Regions from separate parts of the Homo sapiens genome. Here regions 2 and 3 are each linked to region 1. The links are chromatin loops, found by intact Hi-C in ENCODE. Cell type or tissue: PC-9. All regions are shown on one strand. Links, peaks and the distances in the headings refer to the core of each region. The heading gives the core; the rest is flanking DNA.

The links. Peaks named below come from ENCODE experiments on the same cell type or tissue, not always from the same donor. Only the 100,000 strongest peaks of a DNase experiment are listed, where the experiment ranks them.
Region 2: a loop joins it to region 1, with 14 times the contacts of the local background. A loop is called at or near these places in 6 of 110 quality-filtered maps.
Region 3: a loop joins it to region 1, with 4 times the contacts of the local background. A loop is called at or near these places in 3 of 110 quality-filtered maps.

Annotation. Positions count from the first base shown.
Region 1 is chr6:36,909,342-36,919,027 of GRCh38, forward strand. It overlaps C6orf89 (chromosome 6 open reading frame 89), which reads left to right. Exons shown (of 9, transcript NM_001286635.2): 5 at 4,943-5,094; 6 at 5,213-5,352; 7 at 7,104-7,233. Among named protein-coding and RNA genes, the nearest start is that of C6orf89, 28 kb to the left of the region's middle. In PC-9, for the core only: CTCF peaks have their summits at 5,127 (motif pointing left) and 5,328; DNase peaks (open chromatin) are centred at 3,470, 5,090 and 7,060; H3K27ac peaks cover 1,124 bases.
Region 2 is chr6:36,760,701-36,770,386 of GRCh38, forward strand. It overlaps CPNE5 (copine 5), which reads right to left. Exons shown (of 21, transcript NM_020939.2): 11 at 4,635-4,676; 12 at 2,217-2,292. Among named protein-coding and RNA genes, the nearest start is that of RAB44, 68 kb to the left of the region's middle. RefSeq lists enhancers at 5,031-5,928, 7,968-8,499. In PC-9, for the core only: CTCF peaks have their summits at 5,645 (motif pointing right) and 5,844; a DNase peak (open chromatin) is centred at 5,653.
Region 3 is chr6:37,206,112-37,215,797 of GRCh38, forward strand. It overlaps TMEM217B (transmembrane protein 217B), which reads right to left. Exons shown (of 2, transcript NM_001395378.1): 2 at 6,070-6,885. The coding sequence starts at 6,858. The coding sequence ends at 6,346. It overlaps TMEM217 (transmembrane protein 217), which reads right to left. Exons shown (of 3, transcript NM_001286401.2): 3 at 6,070-6,885. The coding sequence ends at 6,855. Among named protein-coding and RNA genes, the nearest start is that of PIM1, 41 kb to the left of the region's middle. RefSeq lists a silencer at 4,362-4,656. In PC-9, for the core only: CTCF peaks have their summits at 2,105 (motif pointing left), 4,516 (motif pointing left) and 4,715; DNase peaks (open chromatin) are centred at 2,090 and 4,490.

The sequences.
Region 1 (9,686 bases), core at 2,940-7,939:
GTCTTCATAAACTTATACCAGCTTATACTTTCATTAACAGCATATGTTGATCATTGACACTGGATGTTGTCAATGTTTTGCCAGTTAGAAAACTAAATAATAGTATCTCATTTCAAGTTGCATTTCATTGATTATTAGTCAAATTGCATGTCTTTTCAAATGGTTTATAGGCCATTTATATTTATAATACTTTTCTGTGAATTCCTTGTTCATATTTTTTCCCCATTAAAAATTTTTTTATCTACCCTGGGCAACATGGAGAAACCCTAGCTCTACAAAAAATACAAAAAATTAGCCATATATGGTGGTGCACACCTGTAGTCCCAGCTACTCTGGCAGCTGAGGTGGGAGGATCACCTGAGCCCGGGGAGGTCAAGGCCACAGTGAGCCGTGATTGTACCACTGCACTTCAGCCTGGGTGACAGAATGAGAGCCTGTCTCAAAAAAAAAAAAAAAAAAGTTTTTTGTTAATTCAAACAGAGGCTTATATATTAGAAATACTGATTATTTGTCTCGTATATGCAAATATTGGTCAAATCTGTCCATTTTTCCTTTATAGCCTCTAGGAAGCCTTCCTTGTCCCAAAGATTATAAAAATACTCATTTCTCAGTCCTCACAACAGTCACTTAGGGTAGATACTGTTTTTATATCCATTTCAAAGATGAGGAAACTGATGTGCCAAGGGATTGACTAATTTATCTAAAGTCTCACATTTACAGACACATTTTTATACAGGTGAGAACTCATGAATATATGTGAACTCTCTATGGTTTGGAGTAGTTCCTCTAGCTTTTTTTTTTTTGAGACAGGATCTCACTGTGTTCCCAGGCTAGCCTTGAACTCCTGGGTTCAAGAGATTATCCTGCCTCAGCCTCCTGAGTAGCTGGGACTAAAGTGCCACCATGCCCAGCTCCTTTAGTTATTTTTAAAATTTTATGTTATCTATTTGTATCTTTTAATCAATCTAGAATTTAATTTAGTATATGGTGAAAGGGTAGGAATCTAACTTTATTTTCTTCCATATAGATGGTCACTTGTCCCAATTTGATTTATTGAATCTACCCTTTCCTCACTTAATTAAAAATCTATGTTTATCCTTTATTGGCCAGGCATGGTGGCTGACACCTATAATTCCAGCACTTTGGGAGGCCAAGGCGGGTGGATTGCTTGAGCTCTGGAGTTCAAGACCAGCCTGAGCAACATGATGAAACCCTGTCTCTTCCAAAAATACAAAAATTAGCTGGGTGTGATGGCACACACTGGTAGTCCCAGCTACTTGGGAGGCTGAGGTGGGAGGATGACTTGAGCCTGGAAGGTCAAGGCGACAGTGAGCTGAGATGTGCCACTGTACTCCAGCCTGGGCGACAGAGCAAGACCCTGTCTCTAAAAAAAAAAAAAAGGCTGGTCTCAAACTCCTGGGCTCAAGCGATCCCACCTCAGCCTCCCAAAGTGTTGGGATTACAAGCATCAGCCACCACCCATAAATGTTTTATCTTGTTAAATTTATTGCTAGTTATTATGAATGAGATTATTTTCCATTTCAGTTTTTAACTGATTGTGGCCAGTAGAGTAAGAAAGCTATTGATTTTTATGTATCTGAAAATCTGTATCTTGTATTCTGTCACCTTATTAAATTCTCTTTTTAGTACTAACAGTTTTTTACTTGTGTTCGCCTCTAACTTTCAGTTCCCTCAAGGAACACCACCTCCAAGTTTTTCTTTTAGTTTGCTATTCCTACTTTCTTTTTCTTTCTTGATTTCCCTTTACTGGGTTTTCTTCTACCTGCTTTTTAAAGGGATCTCCACCTGGAAATCCCAAGAATATCTAAAGCTCTGAATAAAATTAAAATTAAATAAGTTAGGCTGGGCTGGGCGCAGTGGCTCACGCCTGTAATCCCAGCACTTTGCAAGGCTGAGGTTGGCGGATCATCTGAGATCAGGAGTTTGAGACCAGCCTGGCCAACATGGTGAAACCCTGTCTCTACTAAAAATACAAAAATGAGCCAGGCTTCGTGGCGGGCACCTGTAATCCCAGCTATTCAGGAGGCTGAGGCAGGAGAATCGCTTGACCCCAGGAGGCGGAGGTTGCAGTGAGCCGAGATCGCGCCACTGCACTCCAGCCTGGGCGACAGAGCTAGACTCCATCTCCAAAAAAAATAATAATAATAATAATTAAATAAATTATAGTTAAAATAATTCTCCTAACTCTTAGGTTAAGAGCTGCTCGGTGCTAGCCCATGCAGCACCTTTATACAAATTCGAGGAAGGTGCCCCTTTCTCCTGGTGCTTTACTCTCATCTCCTGGGAAGACTGTCATAATTAACTGATTCTGTTGGAATATGACACGCTACTACAGAAAAGTGTCATAATAAATCTGCAGATGACGTTCCCTAGATGAGCACTAATGACATAGGTGATACCAGAGATCTGCAGGTTTATTATGACACTGACCAAGAGGACAGTATAGTGCAAACATTCACAGTAGTGCTCCTTGGGGCTGTAGATTTCATCTTCACTGCTTCTAGAATCCACCCCTTTTTTCCATTCCCACTGCCTCATTCATTATATTTCACTTCTCATCACAGTGAACCCCCCCCCCCCGACCTTTTCCCTAAAAAAGGGCAAAACCAAAATATAACCAGATCTTCCTTTTCCCAGCCTCTCTCTTCTAGGGCACCCTAATCACAATCCAGAATAATCTTCCTAGAACATCGAGAAATTCCTGCTCAAAAGCCTCCAACAGTTCCTCTTTTTGTTCTGAGTAGAGCCAGACATGCTTCAAGCCCTGGAAGCCCTCACCACATCTTCCTCTGCAGCCTGTTTCCTTACCCAAACCCCCACTGCACGCCCAGCATCTGCTGTGTTCTTCCTGCCACACTCTGGCACCTCAGGAACTTCCTATCACCTCTAACTTTCAGTTTGTTCATCCACAGAATGAGAATAGTGATTCCTCCTCAGTAATTACACAGTGAAAATTAAATGCTATAACATGGGAAAGTGACTAACATAGGGCAAGCACTCAGTGCATTAGCTTGCTTTCTCCTTCCCCTTCCATCGCAAGTACTTTGGAAACCGAAATGCTATATAATTGTAACATGTTGTTATGATTATGCCCCATGGTGTGTCCATTACCCAGAGCTTTTGCATATTGGCAAGAATTTATCATATTTGACACTGAATAAGAAGCATTTGAAAATATTGGAGAAGAAAAAATGCAACTTTGCAGCCTCAGTGTGCCACTGAAACAGGTGGTACTAAAGGGTTTTCAGCTACCCCCAGAGTACTGTGGGAGGAGAGGCGCCCTCCCAGGAGCAGGGTGTAGCGGTAATCCTCTGACTAATAATCTTCCTGCGAGTTGAGACTGGCTGAGAAAGGTAGGTGGCAGTTGCCTCCAGGAAACACAGATACTATCTTCAAGAGATGGAGGATGCTCAGCAGACCGGCCAAGAACAAACACGGTCTTTCCCTGACGAGGATTTCCTATGCCCCACTACTACTGCCTCAGAGAAAACAAGCATGTAGTGCTTACTGCCAACCACAGAAAATGTTTTGTGGTTAAGAGTCAGTTTCCAAGTATGTTTATTGGTTTAAAAAATTGACTTCGTTTCAGCCACATTTGGTTGTCTGTTATCATTTGTCGTAGGCTCTCTCCTGATTTGGTTTCCATTGGGTTTTAATCAGAACCGTCTTCTGAAACGTTTTAGATTCAAAGCAGAGTTTAAAACAAACACATCTCTCAGAGAACCTAGACGAAATCCAAAATGGAACAGAAAGTAAACAAGAAATAATGAAATAACATTATAAACAGCATGGTAACAGAGGGAAGCTGGGAAAGGCTGTGCAGAAACAAGAGCCCCTCAGAGAAGGAGCCAAACCAGACAGGCATGTCAGGGAGCCGCTGTCACACAGCAGGGTCTGGGTTGGGGGTCTTCCATTTCTGACCAGCATGTGGGGCTGGAAACTATGGCTGGCGGCCCCACCCCCTCCTGAGCTGGGATAGAGGGCTGTCTTATGGACAGATGCAATTCACTTTATTCCAAAGATGGCTCCAGAAAAGTCCTGTCTACCCTCTCCATCCCTTTCCTCTTCTGTGTCCTTTTCTCACTCTTCCTTCCCGGAGTCCTGGCTCCCATGTGTACTTGTGAAGCAAGGGTCTATGCACACATCCAGCATGTGTGAGAAGTGCATTAGGGCACAGCGATAATAGGGGTCACCCTTCTATCCACACCAGCCCCCCTGTGCTGTAGACGTTTCAGCCATATGGGTCATAGGTTAGAAAATGTTGGGGGAACTACATCTTTAGCTCCACATTGCTGAATGTTTTTCCTAGCTGTTATGCTTTATTTGTTGATTTGATTTAGGAAATGCATGACAGGTTAAAAGATATTTTCCACAAAGTGTAAAAAGGTATACAGAGAAGAGTACCTCTCCTTCCTGCTCCTGTCCTCTACTCCCTCCTCAGAGGCTGCTTCATATATACCTTACCTTTTCAGCGGTCTCCAGTGCTTATCATTGTTTGTTTTTAAAAATTATTATGGGCTGGATGCGGTGGCTTGCGCCTGTAATCCCAGCATTTTGGGAGGCCAAGGTGGGCAGATCATGTGAGCCCAGGAATTCAAGACCAGCCTGGGCAACATGGCAAGACCCCGTTTCAACTAAAAATACAAAAATTAGCCATGTGTGGTGGCATGCGCCTGTAGTTCCAGCTCCTCGGAAGGCTGTAGCAGGAGAATCCCTTGAACCCAGGAGGCAGGGGTTACAGTGAGCTGGACGGCACCACTGCACTCCAGCCTGGGCGACAGAGTGAGACTCTGTCTCAAAATAAATAAATAAATAAAAGTCATTATGATGTCTTTCCTTTCTTGTTTCATTGTTGGAGCTACTGGATGTACCAGCTATGCTCTTTCAGTATCTGTTTTCTCCATATCCCTTCCTCTCTCAGACTTTGACCCCTGGTGGACAAACGACTGTGAGCAGAATGAGTCAGAGCCCATTCCTGCCAACTGCACTGGCTGTGCCCAGAAACACCTGAAGGTGATGCTCCTGGAAGACGCCCCAAGGAAATTTGAGAGGCTCCATCCACTGGTGATCAAGGTGAGCAGAAGCCTGAGTCTCCCGCTGATTGGCTGCTTGCTTAAAGGCTAGGTCAAGCTCTAGGAAATTTCTGACAAGTAACTCTGTGTTGTTTTGTTTTGTTTCCTGCCTTGCCAAGACGGGAAAGCCCCTGTTGGAGGAAGAGATTCAGCATTTTTTGTGCCAGTACCCTGAGGCGACAGAAGGCTTCTCTGAAGGGTTTTTCGCCAAGTGGTGGCGCTGCTTTCCTGAGCGGTGGTTCCCATTTCCTTATCCATGGTGAGTGTGAAAAGGGCCGGGCACAGTGGCTCATGCCTGTGATCCCAGCACTTTGGGAGGCCGAGGCAGGCAGATCACTTGAGCCTAGGAGTTGCAGACCAGCCTGGCCAACATGGCAAAACCCCATCTCTACTAAAAATACAAAAATTAGCCAGGTATGGTGGTGCATGCCTGTAATCCCAGCTACTCTGGAGGCTGAGGCATGAGAATCACTTGAACCTGGGAGGTGGAGGTTGCCATGAGCTGAGATCGCGCCATTGCCCTCCAGCTTGGGTGACAGAGTGAGACTGTGTCTCAAAAAAATGGGGGGGCTATGGGGGCACTTAGCGTGCGAGTAGGAAAGGGGCAGACCAGAAATACCTGCAAAACAGTAATAGCTATCACTGAGCCACTACCACAGGCCCAACACTTTACAAATCCAATGCTGGGATCCCACTGATAAACCAGTGATGAGAGATAAAAGGGATGGATGAAGAGGTGTGTCAGAAGGAGGGGTGCCACCATGGGGGGGACAGCAAGTTTGTCTAATAGAGTCATAATTTATTTCGAAGTATGCATTTAGCATTTTATGTAGAATGGGGCCTCATGCAGGGGGCTGAAGAGAGAGTGCAAATAATAGAAGGAGAATTGCATTTTTTGGCACTTGTTTCTGCCAGGCAGTGTGGCTTGGTGCTTAGTGTCTGTGTCTCACTGGGGACACTGATAATAACTCTGGAAAGTAGGAATGATTGTTGTCATTCTTCAGATCAGACAAGTGGGGATCAGTAGCTAGGCGTGGTGGCTCATGCCTATAATCCCAACACTTTGGGAGTCTGAGGCGGGTTGATCACTTGGGCCCGGGAGTTGGAGACCAGCCCAGGCAACATAGGGAGACCCCATCTCTACAAAAAATATCCAAGCTACTTGGGAGGCTGAGGTGGGAGGATGGCTTGAGCCTGGGAGGTTGAAGCTGCAGTAAGCCATGATCATACCACTGCACTCCAGCCTGGGCGACAAAGTGAGACCCTGTTTCAAAAAAAAAAAAGGTTGGGGGAGGGGGAAAGAAAGAAAGAAAAATGGGAAACAGAGAGATTAAGTAACTTGCCTAAGGTTACCCAGCCAGGATCGAAACCCCAGTTTGTCCTGCTGTTCCTTCCTGTGCCCTGCGGAAGACATGGTTCATTCCTTGTGGTTAAGGTTGCTGTCTAGTAAGAAAAGAAAGCCAGTTTCCATCTTAGAACTGTTTCGAAAGAATTAAAATGACTTTTTCAGGCTTTTTGTTAATTTCTTAATGCTTCTATCTTTCTTTAAATGTGCTGTTTGTTTGCGTGCTAGAGTGCCCAGTTGAACAAGCTGAGCAGGCTTCCCCCTGCGTCTCCCTGTGCCTCAGAAGAAGGGTCATGCTTTTTGTCCCTTCCTCCTTCTCTCTTCTCCCCTTCCCCCGCCTGGCCTGCTGTTACTTCAGTCTTTTCCAAGATAGAATGAATAGATTATTTCTTTCCTTCCAATATATATTGTTTTAGCTGCAATTTAGAAACACTCCACCCACATACTCAAATCATGGCTGTAGAGTTTATGCCTGTGTGTGTACACATTATAGTTCATTGACTCTGTGCAACTATTCTTCAGGGACCTAGTACTTAAGATACTGTACTCATATTTTTCCCTCTTTACCCACCGCCCACAGTTTTCCCACCCTTACTTGGCTCTCTCTTAGTCATGGGCTGGCTTGACCAGTTTAATTACTTTTTTTCTGTTTCATACTTCTACAGGAGGAGACCTCTGAACAGATCACAAATGTTACGTGAGCTTTTTCCTGTTTTCACTCACCTGCCATTTCCAAAAGATGCCTCTTTAAACAAGTGCTCCTTTCTTCACCCAGAACCTGTTGTGGGGAGTAAGGTAGGAAATTTTGAGAGGACTTGGATCTAGAATTTTCTTTATTTGGGACCTGGACTGATGTCATAACCAAGGCCTTCCCTGCATATTGGCTTAGAGGGTTACAGGGTGAATTGAGGGGACACCCACACAGTCTAGTTCTCCCCTCCTGCTGCTAGCCAGGAGACTTGCAGGGGCCCACCTTGTCATGAAGGCAGGTTTCCAGAAAATCTAGTTACCTTGCAAATCTGCCTCCTGCCCTTAACACCTGAGGCAAACTACTTTTCTATATTAAAAGAAGTGAAATCTTAAAATTTGAAGGACTTGAGGGTGCAATTAGTCTGGCTTTCCTACCTTAAATTAGAAAGTAGGCAAGCAGCCATGATCGGTGGTCGCTCACGCCTGTAATCCAGCACTTGGGGAGGCTGAGGCAAGAGGATTGCTTGAGCCTAGGAGTTTCAGACCAGCCTGGGCAATATAGGGAGACCCTATCTCTATTTTTTCAAAAAAAGAAAAGAAAGCTATAAGGTAATAGTATGTGGATGAATAGAATAACTGCTCCATTTTGTGGATAAGGAAACTGAGTCCCAGAGAGATTAAGTGAGTTGCCCAAGGACACACCCTTTACCCTCTCACCCCCAGGATGGTTTTTGCCAGAAATAAACAATTAAGAGATTTCAGGTAGAGAACTTGAAAGGCAAAAAGTGTGGGAGCCTGGGAAGGATTTGATAGGCAGGCAGCCCAGCTGGGGTAGAAAAGCCCACTCTGCCCCCATCATTTCCCACTTCAGTCTGGGGCCAAGTGCTCAGAGCCAAAGTTACCTCTCTGGGGCCAGTGGACTGGGAGAAGCTGTTCTGCATTTGTGTCTGTTTACTTTTCTCTGAATTGCTCCTTTTGTTGAGTCTCATTCCTAAGGAAGGTTTTTGAGCCTGGATCGGTTTGGGAGAATTAAAAGCATGCATTTTCCTTCATAAAAAAATAAATTTCCCAAACTATGGCCCCCTGCCACCTCTGGACCATGGCTTCCACCTCCTGATACTATCGCTTGGCTCCAAATTTGCTGAATTGTGTTAAAGGAATTTAAAAGCCTATAAAAACAATCATTTTGTCTAGAAGTAAGAAGTTCTGTCTGCCAGCACTGGGGTGGAGATGCTGGGCTCTTGCCTCAGATTTTAAAGAAGTTTATCCTGCTGTCGCCGGCTGGAATTCCAGGCCCTTGTATGATTTCATCTTCATAAATATAATTCTGGGACACGGCTTTATCTTTCTCTTGGTTTTACCACTTGAATACCAAAGTTAATTTCTCCAGCGTGTGCAACACCAAGGAGCCCAGCCAAAGGAGTAAATACAGAGTTACTCAAATGCTTACGAGAGTCATGCTGTGGTTCTCGAGGATGTTTTGGGAAGGGCAGTGGCCAGACAGGCAAAACTCTTGAGAACCCAGTTTCTTAGAGAATCTGTTTCCCCACCCTGGCCCAAGCTCCCCTTTCCCCGCAGCCTTGTTACCCCACCCTGTTGTCCACATCCCTGGGCCCTGGGCCCTGGGCCCTGTTAAAGTCACGTGTCTGTGGGCCCAGTGTCCAAAGGCAGCCTTGGGACAGAATTGGGGAGCTGGTTGTTAAGTGGCACTCGGGGAGAAGGTGAGGGCCTCCAAGGCCCACTTCACCCACTCCACGGTGTGGCCTAGGGCTGGCCTGTGCCACCCTCTTGTCTGTTTCTTCCCATCCTGGGAATGGATGAACATGACCCTGCCCACTTCAGGCCTGTGTGAAGAAGGGATACAGCCACTTGTTTTGGTCCTTCTGAGATTGTTTTGAGGACTACAGATGTTAAGGCTTCTGCCAATATTAGTACCAGTCAACTGAAGGCTAGCTGAAGACACCAGGCTGTCCCTGTCACCACATTAGCCGGTGAAATGGCTCTGGTGTTGCCATGAAAACATTATGGGCAAGGCCTGTGGCAGCAGCAGAGAGAACAGGGTTGGGGACAGGGGAAGATGGGGCCAAAACCCAAGACTCTGGAGGCCCTGAGTGGTGAAGAGAAAACCAAGACATGGCCCAGGGAGTCAGACTTCTGGCTCCCACTTTATATGGGCATATAAAGGGTTTCTCTGAAGGGCAAGAGATAGGAGGAAGAGATGAGAGAAGAGGCCCTAGGGGTTTTCTGTCATCATCAAGGTAAGGAGAAATGTCCCAGCAAGACCCATCTCTCTCTTTATCCCTATTCCTTGCCCTGGTCCCAGCCCCACCCCAGGGTTCACAGCTCCTTCCCTGGCACATAGCAGGTTGCATTTAATGCCTGTTGCTGGCAGTATCATGCCCTCAGAGGGGCAGTAGTTACCTGTGCAGGTGCATATGCTGATTGTCTCCTTAGTTTTCAAAATCAGAGGCCAGTCTTAGTGTCATTAGTTTTTAATCGGTAGCATGGCATATCTGCTCCCCTGGGTCTTGCCAGGCAGTGTAAACTTAAACTTGCTG
Region 2 (9,686 bases), core at 2,680-7,679, 150 kb before region 1:
CCAGGAGGACGGGAGTGCTGTGGGAGGTTTAGCTAATGTGTTCAGTTTTGGAAGGCTGAGCTACAGGAAGGGCCAGCAGACAGCTGGACATAGGAGCCTGACACTAGGGCAATGCCAGGGCCCGAGGCACAGGTCTTTACTGGCTGGAGCCTGTTCCCTTTTCAGGCAGTTCTGATTCTAGCAAGGCCTTCCTGCCCCAAACCAGCCTCCCCCTGGGACTGCCAGAGCTGTGCTCCTTTTTCAGCTGATGGCCTTCCGATGTGTGCAGACAGTGCTTCTGCCTCCCAGTGTGGCACTTTCTCTTGTTGATTACAAAGAAGCAGGGATCAACAACTGAGAAAACAAGTCAATTGAATGCTTTCTGCTCTTAGCCCGAGAGAAACAGCTCCTTCTGGGCCTGTCAAGCACCTTTAGAAGCCAAGCTCGGAGAGATCTGACCCCTTCCCTTCACCTCCCTAAATCTCCTCAAAGGAGGCCAGAGAATGGTGGCATCTGCTTCTCTCTGACTGGGGTGGGGCGGGGGAGCGGGGACAAAGACAGCTTCTCTCTTTGCAGATGCAGAAAACAAAGCAATGTACTGTATTAGAGCCCTTTCAAATAAATTCATCCACACTCCATCTTCACAATAGCCATGTTCAATCTCATTCAGCATGCGAATGTATAACACACCTACTGTGTGCCCGGCAGTGCCCTGGCCAGTGAGGGGAGGCAACAGACAGGGCTGTCACCTCACCAGCCCTTGGAAAGTCTAGTTGGAACACAAGACCTGCCCACTCAGAACCGACATGCAGGGCAAAGGAGTGGGGGTAGCATGGGATTTGGATTCAGTGATGGAACTCAAGGCCAGCTCTTCAACTTTGCTGGCTGAGTGGCTGCTAGCATGAGGACAGTGCCAGGATGGTAGGATGGTTGTAAAATGTGAACCTCTGGGCACACAGTGCTCAGCAGATGGTGACAGAAGACAGTGCTGACCTCTGGGTCAGGCATTGTTCCATTAACTTATTTAATTCTCAGTTTGCATGGCACAGAGTAGTTCAGAGACTTAGCCAAGGTCACGTAGCTAGTAAGTGGTAGAGTCAGGATACGAACACAAGCAGTTATTTGGGTTATAAGTATCTGCCATTAAGTGGGTTTGGCATGAACCATGATGTCTGTGGAAGTTCAGACAAGAAAGCACGGGGACAAGAGTGGCTGGGAAGACCTCACAGAGGAGCAGGACCTGAGCTAGATTTGGAAGGTGGGGAGGGAATTGCAAAAGGGAGAGCACACAGTAGAACGCGGTGGCTCAGGCCTATAATCCCAGCACTTTGGGAGGCCAAGGCAGGAGGATCGCTTGAGCCCAGGAGCTCAAGACCAGCCTGGGAAACATAGCGAGATCCTGTCTCTACAAGAAATTTAAAAAATTAGTTGGGCATGGTGGTGCGTGCTTGTGGTCCCAGCTACTCGGGAGGCTGAGGTGGGAGGATCGCTTGAGCCTGGGAGATTGGGGCTGCAGTGAACCAGGGCAACAGAGTGAGGCCCTGTCTCAAAAAAAAAAAAAAAAGAGGGAGAACACACACATGCACACGCATACACACACACGCACGCGCACACACACATACATGCACACACACACACACACGCATGCGCACACACGCAAATACATGCTCACACACACACACACACATGCAGACATTGTCCCTTGAGGGCAAATGCTACTGTTACACCTCCAGAGAGACCAGGTGCCTTGTCCGAGGCTCTCCAGCTCTGGGGCTAGAACAAGGAAGGTATCCTGACCTCATTCTCTTGAAGTTTTCATTCTGAAACAGGTAAGATACTCAGCAGGCCCTGAAACTGTTCTGATTGAAAGCACAAGGCCACCTCGAACTCAGGACCTCAGGTCTCAAGCCCAGAACCTTCGTATACTGGCTCCCATCGTGCTCCTATCTCTCTTGCTTGTGAGAACTGCTCTTTATGGGGACACTATAACTCGGTGATTTGGAATCAGCCAAGTCTGGGTTGTTTGTGTCTTGATTTTGCCACTTACTGAATGGTGGAACTTTGGGCAAGTTCTCGCACTTCTCCAAGACTTGGTCTCCTTAACGGTAGAATGGGACAATAACCCCTTTCTCACAGGAAAACACACCAAGCCCCCAGCCCAGTGCATGGCTCACTACAGTCCTCAGTGACTGGGCCACTTAGTAGTGCAAACCCTGGATTTCGGGTGCCCACCTCACCTCATAGATGTTGAATTGGCTCTGCCCACGGGCCAGCTCCCGGTAACTGGTGGTGAACTCCCCAATGAAGTCATGGCTGCAAGGGAAGACGGCTGCTGAGACCAAGGCCAGGCTGTGCCCTGCCTCTGCCCAGCCCCAGCCTTGCACACATCCGTTTCTTTGGCTCCCAATTCTACCTGGGACTCCACTCCAGGGGCACACGCCAGCAGACAGGCTGGGTCCGTGGGAAGAGAGCCCAGTGTTGCCCACAGAGGAAGAAACCCAATTGTCACCCAGTAAAGAGCAGGGCCCTGGAAGAACAGCACCCACTTCTACTTGGATCCTTGTTTGAACAAGGGTATTTGGGGGACAACTGGGGAAATTTGAATATGAAATGAATAGTGAATGGTATTTAAAAATATTGTGGCCGGGCGCGGTGGCTCATGCCTATAATCCCAGCACTTTGGGAGGCCAAGGCGGGCAGATCACCTGAGGTCAGGAGTTCGAGACCAGCCTGGCCAATAAGGTGAAACCCCGTCTCTATTAAAAATACAAAAATTAGCCAGGCGTGGTGGTGGACACCTATAATCCTAGCTACTCCAGAGGCTGAGGCAGGAGAATCGCTTGAACCCAGGAGGTGGAGGTTGCTGTGAGCTGAGATTGTGTCACTGCACTCCAGCCTGGGCAACAGAGCGAGACTCTATCTCAAAAAAAAAAAAAAAAAAAGAATATTGTTCAATGTGTCAAGTATGATAATGGCATTTGTGGGTAAGTGGGAAAGTGCCCTTATTTTTTAGACATTTTCAATGAAGCATTTAGAGGTAAAATGCCATGAAGTCTATAATTTAAGCTACATTAGCAAAACATAGATGAAGCAAATATAACAAATGTTAAATTCAGGTGATGGGATTAAAGGTGTTCATTAAACCCTTCTCTAATGAGATTATTTTTAAAACACAATGAGAGCGATGTCCAGCTGGGTGGCTGCAAGTGTTTTCTGCAGTGCCCACACCTTCTGGAGTGCTTACATCAAGCACGGCCAAGACTTGTACATGGCAGAACTCCCACTGACCCCAGGGTTGGCTCCTTTAACTTCCCCAGTCACTGCCAGAGGGCCTTGGTCAATGTGCTGGCCTGGGGCATCCAGCCGGAGACTGATGCCCAAGAGGTGTCCCTGGGGCCCCACCCCCCCACCCCCCACCGTGAGCCTACACTGTATTGTGTCTACATATTTACAGCTCTCAGCATTCTGACTATGAGCAACTTCATGGTGGGACCCAGTGGCACCTGGTAGCTGTCCCCAACTGGCACAGAAGAGGAGACTATTCCAGGCAAAGGAGTACAGGAACGCCAGGGTAAGACGAGGCAAATTCCAGGTGGAAACAATGAAGCTGACTGTGAGGTAGCTGAGAGGCAAGGAGGGGAGGGCATAGCGGCTCTGGAGCTTCTTGCAGGATGGTTGGTCTCAGGGGAAGGAGAGTTCCTTGGAAGGGGGCTTGGGTCTCACCTGGAGCTGCATTTGCATAGCACTTTACATAAGATAAAACAAACCCCCTGTCCATATCACAGACTTGGGAGGTACCAGCGGACACTGGGGGACCTTGAAGTCCTCCTAAGTCACTCCTTGGTAGTGCCACAGAATGGAAATGTCACAAAAGTCAGGGTGACATATTTGGATTTGGCTCAGCCGACAAGTAGAAGCCAGGGTGGGTTCTGGACTGAAGCTTCGAGAGGCCTGCTCTTGTCCTCCTCTATGGATTCCCAGAAGTACTGGCCTCCCAAAGACCCCGAGTGGGAAGCACCCTCCCAGCAGCCAGGGACAGCCCTACACAGGCACTGTCTCACGGCCCATGAGTCCACTCACGCCTCGTAGCTCTCCCTTCCCACAGCCCATTCCCTCAGTCCTGGCTCTCTGCAAACAGCTCCTCTGATGAGCCGAGGGCTGTACGGGTACAATTGGCCTCCCTGCTAGGTTGTGGGGAGTCTCTGAGGGCTGGGCTCCTCTGCATCTCCGTCACCCCACAATGCTTAGCCCGAGTCTTCACGCGGAAAATGTGTCCATGAATGCTTGAAGTTCACTGGTGTCTGTGCCCTAGAACATGCACTCTTCAGAAAGCCCTAAATTCTGCCACGCGTGGGGAGATTGTGGGTACTGGCGGGCCCCTGGGCAGCTATTTGGGAAAAAGGAGGCCTCTTATGCCCCTCACACCATATCCTGCAGGACAGAGGTGCTTTGGTGCCTCCGTGGAGCTGGATGGGGAGGAGCTACTGCAGCAGAGGACCCCTCCCCCACCCTCCACACACACGCAAACCCAGGCTCCCTCACCCCCAGAGCCACTGCGGGGGGGAGCCTGGTCACAGCTCCGCATGGGAGGGCAGGGCCCAGTGGCTGTCCCCATCCCCACTCACCTTCTCGCCCCTGCCCTCCTGCCTGCTTACCTGCCGTCCCGATCCCAGTCGTACACCTCCACCTTGATGGTCCTGCAAAACAAAGGCCTTTGCTGGGATGGGCCCAACCCCACACCCACGTGGCTGAGGATGGGGCCCTCTTCATGTTCCCGGACCAGATAGGGAGGCCAGGACTCCCTCTGGGCCCCAGGGCCCTGGGTGGGGAGGCAGCGGCTTGAGAGACAAGGATCTCTCTTGAGGCCTTTTAGGAAAGGCCTTAGGAAAAGGGCAGCCAGGGCTGTGTAGGGACTGCCCAGAATTTCAAGGAGAATGTGGGAAAAACAGCTGCAGACTTCAGTTCACCCCACCTTCTTCTTGGCCACTGCAGAAGGGGCATAAGCTCAGCATGGAGCTGCACTGTGGATTTACCAGGGGTGGAGGAGCGGGGAGGTGGGAGTGTGGTGCTCCCTGGATCTCAGGCCCCGGCAGGGTGGAGGGGAGGGAAGAAGACTGCTTGTTGAGGGTCTGAGGGCTTTGGGTGTGGGAGCCAGCCCTGCACGTCAGGGAGGAGCCCAGGGCCCTGGCTCGGGGATGGCCCGCTGAGCTTTTCCATCCCCACGACTGGCTCCTGAGTGAGGGTGTAATTATCTTCATATTTTAGCCTGGCTGCTTTAATTAGTTTGTTTTGACTCCTATGCATGCGGATGGGCTTTGAGAGCCCATTTTATTTTTAGCCACGTTCCCATGGCAACAGGCTAGCGGACCAGAGCTGGGAGGAGGGAGGTGGAGGGTTGCGGTTAACCCTTGGTGCCAGCTGCTCGATCCTCCAGGGATGCCCAGGGACAGGGGAGCTGCCAGGGTCCCACAGCAGGGTCAGGTTTGGGGAGGTGGGAAGGGCCTGGGGAGCTGGGGTCTTCAGCCTTCAGTTCTTAGTGGGGTGCAGAGAGGCAGCTCCCCGGGCCTATCTTTGTTAACATCCCATCATCTCGCCCATCTCCTCGGGCCTGCCAGGAGTCAGCCTTGGGCTTCTGTGGCCCCTCCAGGAGGAGGCGCTGTCTCCTTTCAGATGAGCATCCTCAGGACCAAGGGTAGGCGACAGATCCACCGCAGCAGGGCAGAAACTGTTCTGAATGAAGGAATGCCCAGTAGGTTGTGCACACACTGGATTTCTGTAAACCAGCACTCCTGTACAATGAGGCAGGCATGGAAGCCCACCATTTAAAGGAATCCTTTAGATTCTTGTGAAAAACAAAAAACCATGTCTCTCTGAGGTGAATTATTGTGGAAAGGAAAAAAAAATCACCTAAGCCCCTGAAGGTGGGTTGATGAGCTGGAAAGAGTGGAAAGACCAGGACGGCCCTACGCTTGGACCTGGGCCCCTCACTATGGGACCTGAGATGTCACTTAATCTCCCCGAGCCATAAGCCACCATTGAAAGGAGAAGTAATAACGGCCTTGCAGAACAGCTGCAAGAACAAGCTAGTAAGGCCCGCCTGCTGCATGGGAGGGTCTCTACAAAAATGCCTCCTTCTCTCCACTTCATCATTTGGCCGCGCTCTGATAGGTTTTTGTTTGTTTGTTTGCTTGTTTGAGATGGAGTCTTGCTCTGTTGCCCAGGCTGGAGTGCAATGGCGTGATCTCGGCTCATTGCAACCTCCGCCTCCGGATTCAACTGATTCTCCTGCCTCACCCTCCCAAGTGTCTGGGATTACAGGCATGAGCCACCACACCTGGCTAATTTTTTGTATTTTTAGTAGAGATGGGGTTTCACCATGTTGGCCAGGCTGGCCTCGAACTCCTGACCTCAAGTGATCCACCCGTCTCGGCCTCCCAAAGTACTGGGATTAGAGGCATGAGCCACGGCGCCCGGCCTCTGATAGTTTTTCGTATGAAATTTACTTCAATCAGGGACACTTGAGCCTAGGTACTTGGGCTTTGCAACTTCTGATTCAAGCCTGACTGCCTGGCCAAATCAGTGGCAGCTTTTCAGACACAGACTCCCAGGTCCAGCTCTGGGCAAGACTCAGGAATCTGTTTTCAAGGCTTCCCTAGTGACTGTGCTGTATGTGTTCCGGAGTGATGACCTCCACCCCACTGTCAGATGGGAAAATTGAGCCCTAAGAGCCTCCAGTGACTTGCCTAGAGTCACCCAGCTGAGGGTCTGAGCCAGAACAAGACCAAGGCCCTGACTCCCAGTCCAGGACTTCGGTCATGGCCCCACAAGGCTGAAGTCTCTCTACCCCTGCCCAGTGGCCTCCCAGTCCTTCCCCAGACCGCTAAGCTCTGCAGGGGACCTTCAGAGACCCCAGCAAAGAATAGCTCTCCTCTGACCACCAACACCAGCCCCTCGGGTGACTAGATGGGTGATGACCACATGCTCAGAGGCTGGAGGAGGACCCCAGTCATGGTGACAGCCCTGCATATCCACAAAATCACTGGGGAAAATTTTAATCCCAGGCCAGAGGGCCTAATTTAATTGGTCTGGATAGGACTCAGGCCTGGGTAGTTTTGAAAAGTTCTGTGATGGATTCTAACATGCAACCAGAGCCACTGACCTTCTCTAGAAGACAGCACTAGTTTTCAAACTTGGTTGCAATTTGGAATCCCCCCAAGAAGCTTTAGAAATACTGACACCAATGTCTTACCCGAGAGATTCATGATCAGTTGGTCTGGAGTGCAAGCTGGGCATGGGAATTGTTAAAAGCTCCCCAGGGGGATTTGAACTTGCAACCCAGGTTGAGACCACTGAATGAGATTCCTGTGCAAACTCGGCCTGGCCTCCATTAAGGCTCCAGGGATGGCTGCAGCCTGGGGGTCAGATTAGCTCAAAGTCTGCACCTCCAGCTTTGGGAGAGAAGGAGGTGAGAGAAATAGTGCCCAGAGACAGGGGGAAGACCATGGGGAGAAGACAAATAAGGCTTTGACTACTCTATTCACAGTTCTTTTTTTTTTTTTTTTTTTTTTTTTTTGAGACAGAGTCTCGCTCTGTCGCCCAAGCTGGAGTGCAGTGGTACGATCTCGGCTCACTGCAACCTCCACCTCCTGGGTTCAAGCAATTCTGCCTCAGCCTCCTGAGTAGCTGGGATTACAGGCGCATGCCATCATATCCGGCTAATTTTTGTATTTTTAGTAGAGACGGGGTTTCACCATGGTGGCCAGGTTGGTCTCAAACTCCTGACCTCAAGTGATCCGCCCACCTTGGCCTCCCAAAATGCTGGGATTACAGGCGTGAACCAGCGTGCCCAGCCATATTCACAGTTCTGTGGCTGTCCACCCTGGTTGGGCTGCCTGAAGTCACTGCAGATGTCACTTGTCACCTGCTGGCCTTGGCTCCTAACCCCTTAGCACAGGGCCAACAAAAGCTGCGGTCCAGCTGACTGTGACTTCTGGGGCCGGCACCCAAGAGAACAGGCTTATTGGGTGTGGGAAAATGAAATGGGCTTCTGCAGACCACCAAATGAACACCTTATCTGGCATACAAAGGCTCAGGACAGAGGCCTAACCTAGGAGGCAGCAAAGTGGGCAGAAAAGACCTTCGGCTGTGGGGTGAGCAGCCCTGGCTGGCAGTCTCAGCTCTTCCAAGTACTAGGTCTGTTGCCCCGAGCAACTGGCTTAACCCTCAGACACTCCCCTCCTTTCCAAATTGAGAAAAATCACAGCCACTTTGGAGCTGCTGTGCAAGTAAACTATCTCCACGTACAGTCAGCGCTGGACACATGTTGCTCTGTTCCTGTCTAAAACACTCCATCCCTTTATCCAAGCTCCTGTCTCTCAAACAATTCCCATGCTTCTTGAAAATATCAGCTCCATGAGGCCCGGGATTTTTGTTTGTTTGTTTCCTGCTGTATCTTCAGCTTCTAGAACAGTGCCTAGCCTATATCAGGTGCTGTATACATATTTGTTGGCTGACTGAGAGCTCCTAGCAACGTGATGAAATGGGCTGTGCAGGTAATAATACCGTCATTCTACAAAATCACAAAAGGAGGCCAAGAGTATGTGGCTCTCCGTGAGTCACACAGCTGGTCAGTGGTGATGCCAGGAGTCAGTGACCTGGGCCTCTGGACACCTAGAGCCACAATGACAGAGCCAGATATGTGTGAGCCTGGGCAAGCCAGCAGGGATGAGAGACACCAGCCAAAACGCCAGGCTGCCCCCACGGCATACCAACTAGCTCTATCTATAGTTTCCTCCCAGCTGAGCTGCAAGGTCTGCCTCCTAATGAGCCTCTGCCTGGCAGGGGGAAGGTTTCCCTGCGGCTTACAAGTCCCGAGGGCTGACAGGCCCTGAGGGGTTTTGCCTTAAATGGACTTGAGTCAGTCCAACACTCAACTCTTCAGGAAGAGGAGCATCAGGGCCTCATCTGGGGCAGGCAGTGAGACTGGCAGCAATCTCGGCCCCCAGGTTGCACTGCGCAACACCGGGCAGTGCCGCGGTGACCGTGCCTCCCGTCTGAGCCTCAGCTTCTGCATGTGAATACCGAGAACGGTACGATGCCCTTCATCGAGGCCATCTGTGGAGATGCCTGATAGGGCGCCTGGCCCTCCTGGGAGCTCATCTGTGGCCGGATGCAAAAGAGAAGGAACTCACACATCAAGGGTGCCAGGCAGAAGTGGGAAGCTGCGGTGACTCCTTTCCTCTCTCCAGGTGAGGACTCCACACTCTTAACACCCTCTTAAAATCTACTCATTCAGCATCAAGGTGTGAGCAGCCTGACCCAGACAACTGTGGTTTAACAGGGACAAATCCTCAAGTCACAGAACATTAAGAGAGTAGGGCAAATTCCAGGAAGGCAGGGGAAGTGCTTCCTGTCATCACCCCACTTTACCCCACCGGAAGGCTGGCTTGGCTCTGATCCTGATGCCACTTCCTGTGACTTCAGCTCTGCTCAGCTAGGTCACTCAGGTTTGGCCTTGTGTGGACTGGACACATAGCAAAGGCAGGGAGACTCCAGGCCAGAGGGCCAGGCCAGAGGCAATTTCAACAGGAGGGAAATGCAGCTTCTCCTTACTCTGGCAAGTTATATAATATCTTCTCTTCTATTTCCCTTGTAAAATAGGCACAGCACTAGACCCGGCTCCTAGGGTTATTGTAAAATTTAAATTC
Region 3 (9,686 bases), core at 1,543-6,542, 300 kb after region 1:
ACACAGGGTCTCACTGTCACCCAGGCGGAGTGCAGTGGCGCAATCTTGGCTCAATGCAACCTCTGCCTCCTAGGCTCAAGTGATCCGCCCACTTCAGACTTCCAAGTAGTGGGGATACAGGTGCGCACCACCAGCCAAACTATGTTTGGCTAATTTTAATTTTTATTTTTATTTTTTTGAGACAAAGTCTTGCCCTGTCACCCACACTGGAGTGCAGTGGAGTGATCTCAGCTCACTGCACCCTCCCGGGTTCCAACGATTTTCCTGCCTCAGGCTCCCGAGTAGCTGGGCTACAGGCGCCCAGCACCACGCCCAGCTAATTTTTGTATTTTTTGGTAGAGACGGGGTTTTGCCATGTTGGCCATGTTGGTCTCGAACTCCTGAACTCAAATGATCTGCCCGAACTCAAAGTGCTGGGATTACAGGCTTGGCATGAGCCACCGCGCCCGGCCTAATTTTTAAATTTTTTGTAGAGATGAAGTCTTACTGTATTGCCCAGGCTGGTCTTGAACACCTGGGCTCAAGCCATCCTCCCGCCTCAGCTTCCCAAAGTGCTAGGATTACAGGCGTGAGCCACTGCACCCAGCCTTCTTCCCCTCCTTTCTAAGGGCTAAATCATGCTATCTTCCAGGACTCGGCTTAAAGGTTTTCTCCTCCAGGAAGACTTCCCTGACTCTCCACCTCCAAGGCCCCCTCCTGCGGCCCCCAGTGCTTCCTCTAGCACCTATCGTCCTGGGTCCAGATAGCCTAAGTGGCTTGGCCCCTCGCTAGGCTGGGAGCCCCTTGGAATGTGGGCTGTGTCTTGCTTCCCCAGGTATTCCTCAATTCCTAATTCACGGTCTGCAACACAGTAATAAACTGTATGAAGAAAAGTAGGACGGAAGGCTGGGGGATCTTCACGGACTGAAAGTGTCAGGGGTGGGTGACAGCCCTTAAGAGTGTTGCTCTTCCCGGGGACACCTGCACTGTTAGAAAGACTTGTTTTCCACTTGGTGAGATGGAGCTGGGAGATGAGGTGGTGATTCTAGTGGCAGCAGTTGGTGTAAGGGAACAGGACTGGGAAAGGAGGAAAGGAATAAGGGGCTGAAATCGTATCCTTTGTCGGTATTTTCCTACCTGTGTCTAGATTCTTCACCAGAGACTGCAGAATTGAATGAGAGAAGAAAGGAGTAGGAACAGGAGGCTGAAAGAACAGTAATAATTTGCCTCTCATAGGCCGGGCGTGGCGACTCATGCCTGTAATCTCAACACTTTGGGCAGATCACCTGAGGTCAGGAGTTCAAGACCAGCCTGGCCAACTTGGTGAAACCCCATCTCTACTAAAAATACAAAAATTAGCCCAGAGTGGTGGTGGGCACCTGTAGTCCCAGCTACTCAGGTGGATGAGGTAGGAGAATCGCTTGAACTCAGGAGGCGGAGGTTGCACTAAGCCACAATGGTGCCACTGCACTTCAGCCTGGGCGACAGAGACTCTGTCTCCAAAACAAAAACAAAACTGAGAGTCTATGTCCATTCATTCCACAAATCTTTATCAAGCACCTGCTACATGCTGGGCATTGAACTAGGTGCTGGGAAAACATCAGTGAAGTAAATATGGTGCCCACATTTTTGGAGGGTGGTGGGAGAGGCAACTGTATAGAGTAAGTCAGGTGATAGTACATGTTATGAAGAAATGTAGCACAGTAAGTGGGAAAGAGACACATGGGATGGTAGGGAGGGGCTGTTTCACACCCATTGGTAGGGAAGGCCTCTCTGATGCCTTCTGAGCAAGAAAGGAAGCTGGTGAATAGCTGGAGTAAGAATATTCTAGGCGGAAGGCACAGTGAGTGCAAAGGCCCCGAGGCTGGAGTGTGCTGTCTGTGTTAGGGTGAACGAAAGGAAGACAGCATGGCTGCAGCAGAGGGAGGCGGAGAGAACAAAATGGTTAGAAAGCAGATCAGAGGGTGACAAGGGACTGGGTTATTTAGCAGCTGGCATGCCGTGGTAAAGACTTGGGATTTCTACCCTGAGTGTGGTGGGGAGCCCTGGCAGGTGAGGACCGGAGTAGAGGAGGGACTTGATCTGACTCAGGTTTCAACAGGAGCCCTCTGGTGGCTGGGCGGAGAACTGACTGTAAAGGGAACACAGTGGCATGGGGAGGCCAGTCAGGAACTGCTACTGCAATAGCCTGGGCAAGAGATGGTGATGGCCTGGGCCAGGGAGGTGGCAGGGGAGGTTATATGAAGTGGTTGGATATGGATCTATATTGAAGGGTGGGCTGATGGGGAGTGGTGAGGAGTTAGATTCAGGCTGAGAGAAAGAGAGGACCTAAGGATGCCTGCTGGGTCTTTAACTTGAGCAATGGAAGGGTAGAGGTGGCAAAGACTGGGGGTTAGGGCAAGGTATACGGGAGAAAATCAGGAGTGTGGATTGGGATACACTCCCCAATTTTTATTTATTTATTTATTTATTTATTTATTTATTTGAGATGGAGTTTTGCTCTTGTTGCCCAGGCTGCAGTATAGTGGCGCGATCTCAGCTCACTGCAACCTCCACCTCCCAGGTTCAAGCAATTCTCCTGCCTCAGCCTCCTGAGTAACTGGGATTACAGGCACCTGCTACCATGCCCGGTTAATTTTTGTATTTTTAGTAGAGAGGAGGTTTCACCATGTTGGCCAGACTGGTCTTGAACTCCTGACCTCAGGTGATCCACCCGCCTCAGCCTCCCAAAGTGCTGTCATTACAGGCGTGAGCTACCATGCCCGGCTACATTCCCACATTTTAAGAAAATTAAAAAAAAAAATTTTTTTACATCAGTTGGATGCGGTGGCACACCTGTATTCCCAGCTACTCAGGAGGCTGAGGTGGGAGGATCGCTTGAGCCTGGAAGTTCAAGGCTCCAGTGAGCTATGATTGCACGACTGCATTCCAGCCTGGGTGACAGAGTGCAACCCTGTCTCTAAAAATCAAATAAAAGTAGAGACATCCTGAGTGAGACCCTGAGAGAATCTGAGTCAGAGAACCAGGTGAGCTGTGTCTGGACTCCTGACCGCAGAAACTAAGACAGAATAAATGTACTGTCTTAAGCTGCTAATTTTGGGGTAATTTGTTATGCAGTAATAGATAACTAGTACATGTCACATCTCTACAAAAATGTCTCTACAACAGTAACCACCCCAAAACATATCCTGACTGGGTATGGTGGCTCATGCCTATAATCTCAGCACTCTGGGAAGCCAAGGTGGGAGGATAGCCTGAGGCCAGGAGTTCAAGACCAGCCTGGGCAACATAGGGAGACCCCATATTGTATTTAAAAAAAAAAAAAAGAGTTGTGTAGGGGAGGATCTGCTTCCAAGCTCCCTCATGGGGCTGTTGGTAGGATTCCGTTCCTCACGGGCTCTTGGTTAGTGACCTCTGCTCCTGGCAGTGTGAGCCTTTCCATAAAGATACTTTCAACATGATAGCCAGCTTCCCTCAGAGAGCGGGCAGCACTGACGTCATCGTCTTCTGTAACCTAACCTTAGAAAGGACAACCCATCGCTTTTGCTATGTTCTCTTTGCTAGAAGAGGATCACTGGGTCCTGCCCACATCTAAGAAGAGGTGATGAATGTGAATATCAGTTCGCAGAGATCTCTGGGAACCATGTTAGAGCTGGCTACCACATCAAGGAAGCAACTGCATAAACAAAGCCAGGGTTTAGGGGAGAAGTCCAGGCTGAAGATGTATATGGGGCTTATTAGTGATGGGTCTGGACCAGGTGAGCTGGGAGTGAGTGAGACAGAGAACAAGACCAAGGACTGTGCCAAGGGCACTCCGGTGTTTGGAGGTCAGGAAGATGAGGAGAGGCCAGCAAAGGAGACTGAGGAGAAGGGGCCAGTGCGGCAGGGGAGGGATGGAGACGGAGGCAGAGGGGCTACCAGAGAAACCTGTTGGCAGGAGAGAGGGATCAGCAGTCAAAAGCCACTGCAGGACAGGTCAGCAAAGGTGGAGAACTGACCACCGGCTTGAGCAGTGTGGAGATCACCTTGACAAGAGCAGTCCCAGTGGGGCGGTGGGGGTGAAACCTAACTGGATGGGTTCTAGAAAGAACAGGAGACCAGGAAGTAAAGGCAGAAGCAACCATGCTTTTGAGGAGTCTTGTATAGAGGATAGCACAACCTTGCGTTTGAGTGTCTTAAACTTTCTCAACTAAAGTAACTCTCAGCTGAGGTGATTCCTGGAACTCTGCTTCTGCCTACACTTCTTCAACACACAGGTCTCCAGTTCCCCAATGTTGCCCAGGTCTACCTCCCACCGTAGCGACCTCAACCGGGATGGGGAATCAGAACCCAGAAGTTGGCCCATGTTTTATATTTTGTGTTTTGGTACTAGCAAGTCACAATCAGACAAGGCATGCCTTGTGAGACTGGGGCAGAGACACACACATTAGCTCCCAGTCATCAGCTGGAAGCTCCATAAATCCTGAACAGCCACCCTTGGAGGATCTGGTTTAGGGGCCAACAGCTCTAAGCAAAAGCTTATTACTGACTGCCATCTTGTGGTCATTTGGGGAACTGGCCTAGGTTTAAATCCGTGGTGGAAAGAGTTGAGTGAATTGTAGGATAGTACCTGGCACTGAGTGTTCAGTAAAAGCCAGCGACTGTCATTACTATGCTCATGGTTTGGAAGAGTATGGCCAAAACAAACAAACAAACATGTCTCTTGACTTCACTCCCAACATTTTTCAAGGGAAAAGGAACTACCCTAAAAGGAGGTGTTCCTTTTTGTCTTGGTAAAAGTAAGAATGAATCAGGGAGCCGACTTTCGTGTATGAAGTCAGATGATGAGATGCAAGTCCTGCTTTTGCTACCATGTGACCTTGATCTCATCACTGAAGCCCAGTGAGTCTCAGTTTCGTCAAACCATAAAACAGGAGCATTAGGATGAAGACTGCACAACTGGTGAATGTGAAGAGTTCTCAGGAAAAGCGGCACTCCTAGTTCAAGGCAGGGGCCTGCTGGCTCTCAACACAGAGCTTGTTGCTTTACAATAGTGTCTCTCAACTAGGGGCAACTTTGCCCCCCCACCACCCCCACCCCATGGGATGTTTGACAATGCCTGGAGATATTTTGGGGGGTTCTTTTTGTTTTTCAAAGGGTTGGTCCTTGTTTTTGTTTTGTCTGTTTGTTTGAGACAGAGTCTCGCTCTGTCACCCAGGCTGCAGTGCAGTGGCGCGATCTCGGCTCACTGCAAGCTCCACCTCCCAGGTTCAGGCCATTCTCCTGCCTCAGCCTCCTGAGTATCTGGGACCACAGGCACCCGCTACCATGCCTGGCAATTTTTTTGTATTTTTAGTAGAGACGGGGTTTCACTGTGTTAGCCAGGATGGTCTCGATCTCCTGACCTCTTGATCTGCCTGCCTCGGCCTCCCAAAGTGCTGGGATTACAGCCGTGAGCCACCGAACCCGGCCCTGTTTGTGTGTGTGTGTGTGTGTGTGTGTGTGTGTGTGTGTTTGTGTTTTTGAGATGGAGTCTCACTCTGTCCCCCAGGCTGGAGTGCAGTGGCACCATCTCAGCTCACTGCCACCTCCGCCTCCTGGGTTCAAGTGATTCTCCTGCCTCAGCCTCCCGAGTAGCTGGGATTACAGGCACCCACCACCACGCCCGGCTAATTTTTGTATTTTTAGTAGAGAGCGGGTTTCACCATGCTGGCCAGTCTTGTCTTGAACTCCTGACCTCAAGTGATCCACCTGCCTTGGCCTCCCAAAGTGCTGGGATTACAGGCGTAAGCCACCATGCTGGGCCGATAGGCTAGTCTTGAGCCAGCCATACATAGTTATTGAAATGGAAATTAGCTAAAAAAGAATAAAATTTAAAATTTGATTACTGGGTTGTAATAGCCACATTTCCAAGTGCTCAGTCGCCACACATGGCTAGTAGCCAGCACAGATAGAGGACATTTCCATCAGCACAGGAAGTTCTACTGGACAACACTCCTCCAAAGGACTCAGCAGAACCGGCATCTGTGGGCCAACCCATAAAGGAAGAACTAGAAACTAAGGAAGTGCAGAGGAGAGGGGACAGTGAGAGGCAAAAACAGACACCAGTGAGATGGTTAAGTAAGCACAAGGCCACATATCATTAACTGCTAAAACAAGTCACACAACACATCTGTAAAATAATTGATCCGCACAACCTGCCCTCTCCCGAGAATCATTCCTCAGTGCGTAAAACTCAAAAGCCCTGACAAACCAAGCAGCATCAACAGAAGACAGGCAGGGTAGGGAGGGTTCCATTGTTGAGGAACACCATTCCCTCCCACCTTTCCTGGCATCTGGCATGGTTCAGTTTAACTTCCGGTACAACATTCCCAGACGGACAGGTAGTCATGAGTTCACTGCAATGGTGGAGCAGAGCCTGTGGCGGCGTTTCCTGCCCACAGTCTGGGATTCCTTGTAAAGGTTGTATGCATGCTTGACGATGAAGGGCAGACAGAAAAAGTGCAGGAGCATGTGTGAGATTTGGAAGATCCAGTGCAAATAACTCAGCGTCTTGAAGTGATCTTTGATGATCCCGTTGAGGAGCAGGACTATGGAGAAGTTGATGAGCTCGTAAGTGATGATCCACATGGCATAGATCAGCAGCCCCATGTAGATATTCTTGTGGATACAATAAAAGAGGAAGCAGCCGATGATGATGGTGGTGAGGGAGAGGCCAGTGCTGATATTAGCCCTGTGGAACAGGGTCCAAGTGACTAGCTCCGACTTTGAGTCCACGTAGATGCTGAACTTGGCCTCATAGCAAATGTGTGTCTTCTGGTTCAGGTCAAAGATGAAGAACTGGGTGGTATTAAGGACAGAGAAGATGCCCACCATGAGGGAGAACATCCTGACATTCATTTTATACTTGTTTTACCAGAGCACCTCCTGCAGGAAGAAAATCATACAGACACGTGACAAGATGGCAGAGGTAGCCTTAGACAAATCCCCCAAGTCACTAGATATAAATCAGAGAGCTAAGAGCAATGATGGTGTGTGGACAGGCAATAGGCTGGAAGTTAAGGGACATGGGGTCTGGCCCGTGCTCTGGCCTAACTTGCTAGATGTGACCACATCATTGAGAAATGAATGTATCACTGGCCTGGGACTTCCTAAGTAGCTTCCAATTCTGCTGTTCCAGCTTCAGCTTTGCTTTAAAGTGGCAAAAAGAGTGCTCCTGTTGATGTAGGTTTGTGGGAATTCAGAGGTTCCTGTATTGAGGATAACGATGGTATGAACGAAGCTCCCATCTGGGGAGTTTGCTTCTCTGAAGTCAGAAAACTCTCATGGCTCCTCAAGGGCTTGGAATCATCCCTGACATCCTCTGCCCCCACTACTCTTTCCTTCCAAGTCCTTAGAAATTTCCCTGATTTGCTCCCTGGGCATGGCCCAGCCTTGTCCCAAGTCACAGGGTTTGGCCAGCAGGAATGGAATGGGTAAAGGTTTATGGATCCAGGCAAGACTCTGCCCAGGGCCAAGATGCCTTAACAATAAGCCACCATTGTGCAGGTGAAGGCCCAGCAGGCAGACCTCCAGCTGCAACCTAGGTTACACCTGAGCTCTAGAGGTCAACTCATGGCAGGGAGCAGGAACCTGGTGCCCGAGCCGACCCTGCTGAGGGCATGTTGATAATGGGGGACCTAAGGCTGGAGTAGGCTGGGCCTACAGCGCAAACGTTCCTCCACAACCTGAATCTTCTTCTTACTGGCTCCCAATTCAGAGGACTCCTGAGCAAACCTCTCTCCTCATCATTCACTACACTGGCGAGCTACCTCTGTTGTGGGGCAAAGGAAGGGGCACAGTCACACATTAGGAGAACACAGGGCTGTCCTCAGGCTGACGAATGTCCAATGGGGGACAACTTGTTGGAAGCCTGACCTGGCCTCTCTCTGAGATGACCAGAATGGGTCCTGTCCAGCCAGGCAGAGCACAGACAGGCTGCCACTAGCCTCCCTCCAGCCCTCTCCTCTTCACTCACTGGATCAACTCCAAATACAGTAAAATATACAGAATGTAAAATTCACCACTTTAGCCCTTTTTGAATGTGCAATTCAGTGACATTAAGTACATTCACGTTGTCGTGCAAGCATATCGCTATCCATCTCCAGAACTTCCTTTCTCTCTCTCTCTCTCTCTTTCGACAGAGTCTTGCTCTGTCACCCAGGCTGGAGTGCAGTGGTACGATCTTGGATCACTGCAATCTCTGCCTCCCAGGATGAAGCGATTCTCATGCCTCAGCCTCCCAAGTAGCTGGGATTACAAGCGTGCGCCAGCATGCCCAGCTAATTTTTGTATTTTTAGTAGAGACAGGTTTCACCATGTTGGCCAGGCTGGTCTTGAACCCCTGACCACAAGTGATCTGCCCGCCTCGGCCTCCCAAAGTGCTGGGATTACAGGCATGAGCCACCATGCCTGGCCATCTTCAGAACTTTTTCATCATCCCCACCAAAATCTCTGTACCCATTATAAACATCAACTCCCCATTCTCCTCTTCCCCCGCTCCCTACTAACCATTTTTCTTGCTGTCTCTATGAATTTGCCTGCTCTAGGTGTCTCACATAAGTGGAATCATACATTTGTCCTTCGGTATCTGGCTTACTTCACTTAGCATAATGTTTTCCAGATTCATCCCAAATATTCTTATACTTTATTCTCCACCATCCTCCCAACCCTGTGTGACTCCAGATACACAAAACTCTCAGTGCACCCTAGAACCTGGAGGGCCCAGGAGGGAGGCAGTGTGTTGTCTAGTGGGTAGCTGCACTGATGCTTCCCCGTCTGCACCAACGAAACCTCACCTCTGCTCGGTTCACAGCGCAGCTTCCAGAGCAGCCACTACCCATGGGGTACTCACCTGAATTGTCTAAAAATAAGGCCCTGAACCACACAGTTTTCTTCCTTTGCTTTATATCTATGTTGTGAGTTTCAAGGAAATGTCTGTATAAAGCCCACTGGTTCCACAGCTCTGCTGCCCCAGCCTTGGTCTCCACCCTCGGCACCTCTCTCTTGGGTCACTATAATAATGGCCTAACTTCCCTTTCTGCCGCTAGCCAAGGTCCTCTGGTACATTCTATTCATTCAATACTCACTCAGCAGACATCTATTGTGTATCTACAGGTGCTGGGGGCTGAGCTTGGCACTGGAGACAGACAGGTAAATATGCTAGTGTGGAAGCTAGACAAATAAAAAAACAAATGAATAAAAATTGTTTTTAATTAAGAGAAAAGAAAACTTGAGGCAGGCGGATCACGAGGTCAGGAGTTCAAGACCAGTCTAGCCAACATGGTGAAACCCCATCTCTACTAAAGATACAAAAATTAGCTGGGCATGGTGGCACGCGCCAACTACCTGGGAGGCTGAGGCAGCAGAATTGCTTAATCAGGACCCGGGAGGTAGAGGTTGCAGTGAGCTGATATCACACCACTGTACTCCAGCCTGGGCTGCAGAGCGAGACTCTGTCTCAAAAAAAAAAAAAAAAAAAAAAAAAAAAAAAGAAAAGAAAAAAGAAAACTTACAATGCAACGTGATAAATGTGATAGAGGAAGAGATGGCTCAGTGTTGTCAAGATGTAACAGTGAGAGAGATGAAAAATCATTGGATGAGAATCAGGGGAGGCTTTCTGGAGTAGGCAATAGCTGAGCTTGGGTCTTCAGAGACATGGGCATTAACTAGGCAGAAAAAGGAGGGAC